Regions from separate parts of the Homo sapiens genome. Here region 2 is linked to region 1. Evidence: chromatin loops called from intact Hi-C (ENCODE). Cell type or tissue: B cell. All regions are shown on one strand. Each heading gives the region's core, and the rest is flanking DNA. Links, peaks and the distances in the headings are about the cores only.

The links. Peaks named below come from ENCODE experiments on the same cell type or tissue, not always from the same donor. Only the 100,000 strongest peaks of a DNase experiment are listed, where the experiment ranks them.
Region 2: a loop joins it to region 1, with 10 times the contacts of the local background. A loop is called at or near these places in 17 of 110 quality-filtered maps.

The regions. Positions count from the first base shown.
Region 1 is chr11:18,695,573-18,700,943 of GRCh38, reverse strand. TMEM86A (transmembrane protein 86A) reads right to left here and starts at 2,165. Exons shown (of 3, transcript NM_153347.3): 1 at 2,037-2,165; 2 at 1-11. The coding sequence starts at 2,057. RefSeq lists a silencer at 2,054-2,363 and an enhancer at 1,957-2,458. In B cell, for the core only: no CTCF peak of the experiment used is centred there; DNase peaks (open chromatin) are centred at 617, 853 and 2,263; H3K4me3 peaks cover 1,558 bases; H3K27ac peaks cover 390 bases; H3K27me3 peaks cover 1,365 bases.
Region 2 is chr11:18,585,927-18,591,297 of GRCh38, reverse strand. UEVLD (UEV and lactate/malate dehyrogenase domains) reads left to right here and starts at 2,564. Exons shown (of 12, transcript NM_001040697.4): 1 at 2,564-2,685. The coding sequence starts at 2,644. LOC112268073 (a long non-coding RNA gene) reads left to right here. Exons shown (of 4, transcript XR_002957242.2): 3 at 457-762; 4 at 1,018-1,205. RefSeq lists enhancers at 2,447-2,496, 2,402-2,696, 2,757-2,816, 2,857-3,006, 3,407-3,516. In B cell, for the core only: no CTCF peak of the experiment used is centred there; DNase peaks (open chromatin) are centred at 2,617 and 3,257; H3K4me3 peaks cover 1,732 bases; H3K27ac peaks cover 1,926 bases.

The DNA.
Region 1 (5,371 bases), core at 169-5,168:
TCACTCTTCACCTGGAGGACACAGGACAAGGGCAGCACTCAGAACTTGGGGGTTGAAAGCCAGCACCCTCAGCCTAGGCATCCACCCCAGAGACACTCCCATCCATACCCCCACCTCACTTCCACCCCCAACCTGAGAAGACTGACACAGAGAAACCCAGCCTGGCCTGCCTCTACCAGCCAGCAGGTTGTGGCCAAACCCATTACTGCCCTGAGGCTCAGTATATTAGGAGGGGCACCCTTCTGCAGCCTAGTGTGCTTCTCCCTTCCTGCCCCCTCCTTCTCCCTCCTCAGGGCCCCTTTAGCCCCTCCTCTCTGCCAGCAACAGCCCCCAGCTGTTCACTCTGGAATGGAGTGAAGTCAGTGGGAAACCACAGAGACACCCTGACTGGCCAACTCGTGATCCTCAGCATGGGGCCAGGGTGCAGCCTTAGGGCCCTGGCAACACCAGGTGTGTGCCAGGAATGTGGGAAAGCAGGCAATGGCAATCACCTCAGCCACCACAGCCTCTCTCCTCCTCAACCAGTCTGTTCCTCAGCCTCCACTCCACCTGCCCCAGCCTGAAGGTGGCATCAAGGGCAAGGAGGGCTATGCTAGGGATGCTGGCTAGATAAATGGACCCATGAGTTGGGAGCAAGAAAATTGTCCTTCAAACACCAAAGATTTCAAGGATTGGGGGAAGGGAGGGTGTGTGTCAGTCAGCCTCATTTCCCAGAGAACAAGAGCAACTCAAGCCACACCAGAAAGAGGCAGGAAAGGGGGGAGAGGTTCTATTCCCAGCTTCTGATCTGGAGCCAGCAGACAGGCTGGGAGATGGGGAACTGAGAGGGGGAAGTTAGAGCAGCTGACTTGGTCTCAGCCGGATTAGCAGAGGGCAGCTAAAGAAAGGTTGTACCCAAGGCCACTGCAGGCAGAGTCCAAGCTGGGGGAGGGGGCTGCAGCGATGTTCTGAATCTGTGATCCTTGAAACTCCTTTCCTTGGGCTGCTAACAGATCCATTGAGGGTGATATGGAGCAGCTGGAGTTCCCTGTACACCCACACTCTGCCCAAAGCGATTGTGTCTCTGGCTAGGTGAGCTGCCCAGCACAGGACTTGGGAAACACTCAGAGTCCAGACGACCAGGTACCTAAGGACTGATCAGACTGTGATGAGGAGGATTGGGAAGAGGCGGATGGGTGGTTCCAGGGTCCAAGCCTTTCCTTGTTCTGCCAGAGGTAAGAGCAGTGAGAAGAGATGACTTCCACTTCCCATGGAAATTAAGGCTGGTCAGGGTAGGGGCATGGTCAGAGGAGGCGGCTGGAGGGGATGCCCAGGCCCACAATGCCCAGCAACCACCTGCCAGCCCCTGGGAGCATTAACCTCCGCTCCATGGCCTCTCCCAGCCCCATATTTTCTAGAAGGAGATACTGGCAGTAGCTGGAGAGACCCTGACAGTTATAGGGAACCCAGTAGTAGAATAAGGAGGATGGGGAGACGAAACAAAAGGTTCAAGTTGAGAAAGTCTGAAAAGCAGGGGATGTCATAGAGAATGCCCCCTTTTCCCCCAGCGCGTTATCAGCGCTTCTTAGACTCAGGGGCGTCCGCCAACTTGTTTACAAAATGAGGAAGGTTAGGAAACAAACTTGGGACGGCATTCCCAGGAGGTCCCTGTTATCCTCCCAGCATCCCCCGCCCCCACGCCTCCCTGTGGTCCGCCTACGCGGAACTCTGCGGCCGGCAGCGGTCCCCTCCCTCTCCCGGGCCGCGACCCCGCCGACCCGCGCCAAATACATGGAGATCAACAAAGTCACGCTTCCGAGTCACGTGGCCAGTGTTTTCCTCCCTCCGCGGGCGGGCTGGGGGCGCGCGAGGAGGGGCGCCGCGAGTCTGAGGAGCGGGGGGCGGTGACAGCGCCCGCCTCCCGCCGCGGGACTCCGGCCGCCACGGGACCCCCGCCCCGCCTCGGCCCCTTCGGCAGCTCGGCCTGCCGAAGTCCGGTGGCCAGGCCGGTGGGCTCCAGCCGCGCCGGGCACTGGCTCGCTCGCTCGCTCACTCACCACAGTGACCGGGGACACCATGGCGGCGGCGGCGGCGGCTGGCACCCTGCTCCGGGCTGCAGCGGCCAGGACGCGCCCACGGCCAGGTAAGCCGGCGACGATTCTACAAAGCCCGGAGGGACGGACAATACCTCCCGAGCGCCCGGCGCCGGGGTTCTGTCAGCTAGCCCCGTGACGTCACCGCTGCCAGGGCCAATGAGCGGGCGGGAGCCGGGGGGGCGGGGCCCGGCTGGCGGCGCCGGCCAGGCCCCCGGCTGCTGCTCGGAGAAAGGAGGCATCTCCCAGGGGTCAGAAGGCGGATACCCCCCAGGCCCCGCCCCCTTGGGAGGCCGTGCCAAGGCGTCCACGGAACGTGAACGTGACCGTGACCCCGGTGCCTGGGTGAGGACTGAGCTTGGCTGAGAGACAAACACATTGCTGTCCTGGACGCACAGCCACATACATTTTCTCATAACCCGGGAGCAAAAGGCAAAGACAGATTCCCTTAAGCCTTTAAACATGCAGTCCACGCCGATACGATTGCAATTGGACTCACAACCTTCACTGTGTACAAACACACATCCAAATCATCAGCAAACACACAACCTTCGACTTGAAAAGCGGCACGTATATAGGTATGCAGCAGCCATGGACCCATAATCGTAGCATATACATCACACATACAGAATCATAATTACCCTTAAGCACTCAACAAGTACACAGATCCAAAACCAACAACCACAAATTGACATATATGCTCCATGTAAGAAAAGAGACATATACAGGGACTCTACAGCAGCTCGTAGACCCATGACCCTAATATAGAAACAAACACAGATAATTGGCCGTAGGCACACACCTCTTACAACTCAGAGACCACTGCCACACATACAAGAGCACCCCAAGAATGACAGACAGGCAGACCCAAAGAAGCGTGAGCTAACTTTGCCAAAAATACGTCCCAAGTGGATTTAATGTTGATTTTACGTAGACTAAAGGAACACAAGCTCATTCAGAGCGGTGCATGTTCAGAATCATTGGAATTACATGGAGAGGTAGGTGGCCAGATGGACTGAAATCTAGTCCCAGTTTTGCCACTTCCATGCTGTTAGATTGGGTGAATCACTTCCCCTCTCTGGTCTTGATTTCCTCACTTAGAAGATGAGCGGGTGAGTTCTAAGGTTCCACCCAACTCTGACATGTGTAGGTTGGGGAAGAGGAAGGGCTGCTGGTTTTAGGAAATTTAAGTCTAGCAATCCTGGAGATGGAGATTTCAGCTGTATCTCAAAGGATGGGCAAGTAGTCTGTAAGCTACTGTAGAAGGGCAGTAGCTGTGTGTCAGGCTTTGGGAATTGATGGGAAAGGGGTGACCAGCCCTAATTAGCAGCCAAAAAGGAGTTTCAAACATCCTGGCATGGTGACACAGGCCCTTGTGCTGGTCCTGAGCCTTGTGCTGTTTGGGCAGAGACCGACAGGCTGAAGTCTCCTGTAAGCCCCTCCCACAATGGGTCTCTTCCTTTTCCTTCTGGATCCTACCCAGTTTTCCCTAAAGTCCCAACACCCATTCAGAGGGGTGATAGTCCTCTTCTGGTGACAGAATTGGCAACCAGAGATTCAGAGTCCAGTACAACAAGAGTGAGAGTCAAGGCTTGGGACAGGAGTCACCCAGATCTTCCCCCCATCCCCTCCAGTCCCCTCCAGCATAGAGTTCTAAGGGTCAATGACCTCTGCCTACTCCTCTTTCTTTCCAGTTAGGGGCTTTGGGGAGAGCACCTTACCAGAATGAAGGACTATAACTGCTGCCCCAGGGCTTTGTCACTCACACACACACACACACACATTTCTACCAAGTGTGCTGCCTAGAGAGAACACTGGCTTGAGAGTTAGAAATGCCATTCTTAGTCCTAGTGCTTCCTTCTCCATGACTCACTACTGTGGTGTATAATTGAGCACATCATTCCATCTTTGGAGCTTCAGATTTCTCATGAATAAAATGGAGGAAATGGGCTAGTAGAAGGTGCAAATATTCCAGTTTTCCAGCCAAACCCTCTAACATCACCTGAGGGATAGTTCTCAAACAGAAATTTGCCAAGTCAGGGCATTTTTCATTTCTCTAGACCTTAGTTTGCCTCTCTATAAAAATGAGAAGGTGGACTATATCCGTGGTTCTCAACAAGTGGTACCTATCAAAATTACTTGGAAAGCTTTTAAAAACATAGATGCCGTTGCCCCACCCAAGACCTACTAATTAGTGGCACCAGTTCTAAGAAGCTTGCACATACAAATACCTAACAATACAAAACATGAGACTTAGAACTCCCATCTACAGGGTTCCACTCAGTGCTTGATTACCCAGTAGGCAAACTAATCATATACACAAGTCGCCTACAAAGCAGAGGCATCCCCCCTCAATGCCGGTTTTTCTCCATTTGCCTTCCCACCACCTAGATTCATTCTTGGCTCTTCTCTACCCTGTCCTGGGAGCCTGAGCTCTATGGACTGTATCTTCAGGGATCACCAGGGCCCTGGCTTCTGGCTGAGTTCAGCCAATGAAATTCAGAGGCAGGAGATGAGAACATGGACGAGGCCTGATGGACCAGGCTGAGATTCTGGCTGTGGCCTGCTTCTCCATGGCTACAGCCCCAGGCTCCCTCCCCATACCTTCAGGCCAGGGGTGGCAACAGTTTCCTGCTGTTGCTAGTCTTTTTTTTTTTTTTTTTTTTTTGAGACAGGGTCTTGCTCTGTCCCCCAGGCTGCCATGCAGTGGTGTGATCTATGCTCACTGCAACCTCTGCCTCCTGGGTTCAAGCGATTCTCCTGCCTCAGCTTCCCTGGTAGCTGGGATTACAGGTATGTGCCACCACGCCCGGCTAATTTTGTATTTTTAGTAGAGATGGGGTTTTACCATGTTGGTCAGGCTGCTCTCGAACTCCTGACCTCAGGTGATCCACCCGCCTCGGCCTCCCAAAGTGCTGGGATTACAGGCATGAGCTACTGTGCCCAGTGCTATTGCTAGTCTTTAGGTGCCTCCTCACCCATGGCTAGTTTCGTCTCTGCAAATAGTCATTAAATTCTCTTCAGTTAAATTATTGAGTGTGCCAGTACCCTGGCTGATATAGGCACCCACAAAGCAAGGGCACCACCCTCTTCCCAAAGAGAAAGAGCTTATTCTGACTTCATTCATATGGTTGAGATTTGTTGTTTCAAAAGTAAATTTTCATTTACTATTTACTAGTGTTTACTATTTACTAGTGTTTTTATTTTGAATTGCATATTGCAGGAGGCAGAAAGTGGGATAAGGCTTCCTGAAAATGGGCATTTCTCCCTTTTGGTAGGAACTGGCATTTCTTCCTTTC
Region 2 (5,371 bases), core at 372-5,371, 110 kb after region 1:
ACAAAGGAAATGCTACATACACACACACACACTCACTCACTCACACTCTCTCTGGCATAAAGTGTGCATAGTGACTAGACCAGAAGAGAATTGGTTTGGTTGGAAGGCCTCTTTCATAAAAGGCTCTTTCATAAAAGATGGAAGAATCTTGCTCTGGCCTTGCTGCTAACTGGTATCTTTTCCTTATACCACGGATTTCTGGCAGGATCTATTAGAATTTGGAGCCCCTGGCAGTTCTACTGTTTTAAGGTTGGTTAGATCTGGCTGAGATGCACTTAACAGCCCTTCTATCAGCTTTTCTCTGTAATCTTCCTCCTACCTTGTCTTCTGGCCTACTCTTGCCTGACACTACTGCCTCTTCACAACACTGCAGAGTTATTAATATTTTTTTAAAGCTCAGTCAGATCATGTCACTGTTCTGTTCGAAACCTCCCAGTGGCTTTCTCTTTCTCCCAGATTAAAAGCCTGAGAAAGGAAGAGGCAGGCCCTGACATCTGAGAGCTGGTCTGACACAGCTAGACTTCAGGGTTGTTAGAAGCTGGCCTGATGCTCACAGCTTGGCCCAGTTATTCTTCTGTGGGACATAATCTCACAGAACACCAACATGAGACAAGGTCAGTCAGACTATAAAAAAGGGACACAACAACAAGGCCATTTCAAAATTGTGTCTAAGCAGAGACAAGAGAGCAAGGTCACTGTGCAAGCCATGAAATACCAAACGTCCTTCTCTGCTATTATGAGTGACTGCTGCTTCTTTACTAGGTATAGCTTTATCCTCACTCTAGTCTGTCCATCTTATAGACAATACTTATTCAGATACCTAGTCACAGAAATGTCCCTGCTTTCTGACAGCACCCAATCCAGGGTGAAGCCTGGCTTTCTTGAGCCCTCCCGCAAATCGCCCAAATTCTATAATAGGTTCTCTCACCCTCACCAAGCTGTCCCAATGGTCCTCCACAACACCTGCTTCCTCACTGCAAGAACTATTAATAATGAACTCAACTTGTTTAAGCACAGGTGTGTTCCTGATGGTCTCTGGCTGGAGGGCAGGGACAGGCCAGAGTCCTTACAATTGTCTACAAAGTCCCACAGTGGTTCTTGGACTTCATCACCCATCAGAATCATCTGGAAGAATTGTTAAAAGAGAATTGCTGGTCCCCAACCCCAGAGCCTGTGATTGAATAAAGCTGGGGTTGAGGTCTTAGCATCTGCATTTCTAACAACTCCCAGCACCTGAGGCTGCAGATCTGGGGCTCACACTAGAAGACTCACTTCTCTAAACCACTTGTTCCCCCGTCTTATTTCCCTGACTTAGCCTCCTTGTCTCCACTCCCATCTTACTTCATTCTACTCCAGCCACACTGGCCTCCTTGCTGTGTTGAGCCTCCCTGGGCACATGCCTTAGGCTACTGCTTTGTCTGCACTCGGATTCGTAACACTTACTCCCTCACCCCTCAGTGAGACCTACCCCAATCTCCCTACCCTTTTCAGAATTTATTCTCCACAACACGTAATCAACCTTCTGACATGCTGAATAATTTACTTATTACATTTATTGTTTTGCTCTCTCTCTGCTAATAAAGGAATGACACCCTTAAGACATCAGCTATCTGAGTGTATTTTGTTCACGGCTGTATCCTGAGACCTGGAAAAATAGCTGGCAAGTAGTAGATGCTCAACAAAAACTTTCTGAATGAATGTTCCTTCCAGCTTTTCAGCTTCTTCTCCTGAGTCAGGGCAGCACTCCCTTCAGATCTTCCTATAAATACAATCTCTCTCCTATATGTCCAACCTCTTGACAATTACAATATCCAGCTCCTGGGACTTTTCGCTTCAGTGGCTCAGGCCAGGGATACAGGGCAGGTAAGTCAGCCATGGGCCAAGGAGATCAAACAACGCCAGAAAATTACTGTATCCTGCATCTCTTCTTCACCCACCTTCTCCAGATGACCTTATCCACCCATCTCCCTCCTCTCTTGTTTTCCAACTATTTGTTCACCTGGATTTCTCCTCTCTTTGACCACCAACATTGTTATGGCACCCCTAAAAAAAATAAAAAAAGCAACCACTCTCCCCGTGCTAAGCCACCCTCATGCTGGGGCTGTCCTATCTCCGCTTCTCCGGCAAGGCTCCTCCTGACTTTGTTTTTCCTTTCTACTCCCTGAAATTTTGCTTCTGAAGTTCCATTACCGCCTCCTTCCTAAATTCAACTGCAATTTTCGGTCTTGCTCTTTCCTGATACACTGTGGAATTTAATACATCTGTCTGGAAACTCTTCAAGAACACCGCGTGTTGCCTCTACCTCCTTTAGTGCTTCTACTCCGGTCCTTCCTAGTCTTCTCTTCATAAGTGTCCCCAAGTTTCCTTCCAGGAAGATGGGTCGTGGTTTCCTTGACGCCAATGCGTTTCTGGCCGTGCCCTCGTCACTTGCCCACTCCGGGGTCACGAAGGAGAGGCCCCGGATTCCGGGCGCAGCCGCGGCTGAGCCCGGGGCGTTGAATGCGGGTGGAATTTCCAGTCTGGGAAGGGGCGGGGCCTTGGACCGCCGGGAAGTTTGGTCCTCAGCGGCTTCCGTCCTGCAGCAAGTCCGGAAGAAGGTCCGGGGGCTGGAGTCCTGGGACCTAGCTCGGGACCGGCCTGGAGATGGAGTTCGACTGCGAGGGCCTGAGACGGCTGCTTGGCAAGGTGCGGGCAGTCCGCTGGGCCAGTTTGGGTCCTCAGGGTCTTGCGGGGGGTGCCTCTGCCTTTGGCCAGGTTGCCTCCGTTTTGCGTTTCCCGGCTTGTAGTGGGGCTTGGAGCCGGGGCGGCTGGTCTGAAACCGGCTATGGGGCGCGGCCCCAGGGAGGCTGAGGGGACCTGGATTCTGATTTCTCCCGCAACTCTGAGGTTTCCCAACCTCCACCTGGTGCGAGCCCTCCTCATACCCCCAGCTTCACTGACCTCAAACAGCTCCCAGCACACGCCTAACCACGCCTTTCTCTCTTTCTCTCTGCTGAAATGGTCTGCCTTTTTTTTCTTTTTTCTTGAATTGCAAAGCTCATCCTTTGTAAGACCCAACTCAGTCACTCCCTGTAAGATTGAATCAACCCTTCTGTTTTGAAAGATATCGATTATCACATTGTGGAGTAATTATGTATTTACAAACCGTAATCTTGCTGTGAGCCCCTTTGACTGCAGACATTGTGCTTTTGTATTCCCTTCCTCTAGCCACTATGTTTGACAACACCATAGGTACTAAGTAACTGTGCAGTGAATGAAAGACCTGAGTAGATTTAGAGATGAAGACAGAGCTTGAAGGCCCTGGAGAGATCTTAATGTTGGAAGGCTGGGGAGTAGGCGGGCCGACCTAGAAATCTGACCTATATTTCTGAGACCTGACTAGCCTGAGTTTCCGGTGTACAATCTGAGGGAATCCCCGCCAATTTTCTAGTTAAGAAGACTAGTTTTCACCAGTTTCCTAGTTAAGGTGGTTTTTTGTTTTTTGTGTTTTTTTTTTTGACAGAGTCTTGCTCTGTCCCCCAGGCTGGAGTGCAGTGGTGCGATCTAGGCTCACTGCAACCTCCACCTCCCGGGTTCAAGCCGATTCTCGTGCCTCAGCCTCCCAAGTAGCTGGGACTACAGGCGCGTGCCACCATGCCTGGCTAATTTTTGTATTTTAGTAGAGATGGGTTTTCACCATGTTGGCCAGTCTGGTCTCGAACTCTTGACCTCAAGTGATCCACTCGCCTGAGCCTCCCAAAGTGGTGGAATTACAGGTATGAACCACCGCACCCGGCCTTAAATAATTCTTAATGCTTCTTAAGACTTCCTAATGCAGAAACCATAGTTTATGCCATTTTTGTTATACTTGCCTCTTTCTTTGTTGGGGCAGTTTACATACCCGTGGGAGGTTTTGAAGTCCTAAGATTGAAATTGTTTATGTAAGTGACTTGAATGAATTTATCTACTGCGACAGGTGCAGATCTTGTAGGAAGAGAAGTATCATAATGCTACCCTTTCTGTCTCCTCTTCAGAGCATGTGAAATTAAAAGAACCATTCAAGTTTTAATGTGCAGAGGATGATGGATTGTCCGATGGGAAGAATTGTTCAAGTTAAGATTCAAACATAGAGCATATTTTTGGTGGCACTGGAATGAAGGAAAAGAAGAGAGACAATGGTTTTTTCAAGGGTGAGAGTAGAATAGTAGAGGATTTTTTTTTCCCCATCAGTGCATAGCATAGAGTCTGGCACATAGGTAGCTTATTATTATTATTACTGTTTGTTTTGAGACGGAGTCTCGCTCTGTCACCCAGGTTGAAGTGCAGTGGCGCGATCTCTGCTCACTGCCATCTCCGCCTCCTGGGTTCAAGCGATTCTCCTGCCTTAGCATCCTGAGTAGCTGGGACTACAGGCGCCCACCACCAAGCCCGGCTAATTTTTTTTGTATTTTTAGTAGCGACGAGGTTTCGTCATATTGGCCAGGCTGGGGTAGCTTATTATTAATAAGTATTTGTTGGCTGTATAAATTAAGGAAACCAATCAGAAACAAGTCAGTGCAGCAAATATATGAAGTTTCCTGACCATTCACTGCAGTCTGCAAATAATATTGTTTAATATCTAGAAATAATTTTAGTCTAGGCACAGTTACTCATGCCTGTAGTCCCCGCTACTTGAGAGGCTGAGGCAGGAGAATAGCTTGAGCCCTGGTGTTTGAGTATGCAGAGAGCTATGATTGTGCCACTGCTTGCCAGCCTGGGAGACAGAACGAGACCGTGTCTCTAAAAAGTAGAAATAAATGTAAGGCCAGGCACGGTAGCTCACGTCTGTAATTCCAGCACTTTGGGAGACCGAGGCGGGTAGATCACCTGCGGCCAGGAGTTCGAGATCGGCCTGTCCAACATGGTGAAACCCCATCTCTACTAAAAATACAAAAAAATAAGCCAGGCGTGGTGGCCCGCTCCTGTAATCCCATCTACTCGGGAGGCTGAAGCAGGAGAATCACTTGAACCTGGGAGGTGGAGGTTACAGTGGCCCAAGATCGTGCCACTGCACTCCAGCCTGGGCAACAGAGGGAGACCCCATCTCAAAAAAATAAAAAAAAATGAATTTAAAATTTTTTAAAACTTAGAAATAATTTTGTTGCAGAAAAAATCGATGGAGAAGTGATCAGTACATTAAAAAATTAAGCAACTATGGAGAAAGTAAAAAATCTAATTAAATAGATATCCCAGTTTCATAGATGTGAAGATTGTCAGTTCTCTCCAAATTTATCTATAGGGTCAATGCATTTCTTGGAAACTTCAAACTGATTCTAAAATTCATTCAGAAGAGCAGAAGGCCAAGGATAACCTTGACATTATTATGGAAAAAAAATAGATATGAGGGCTGGGT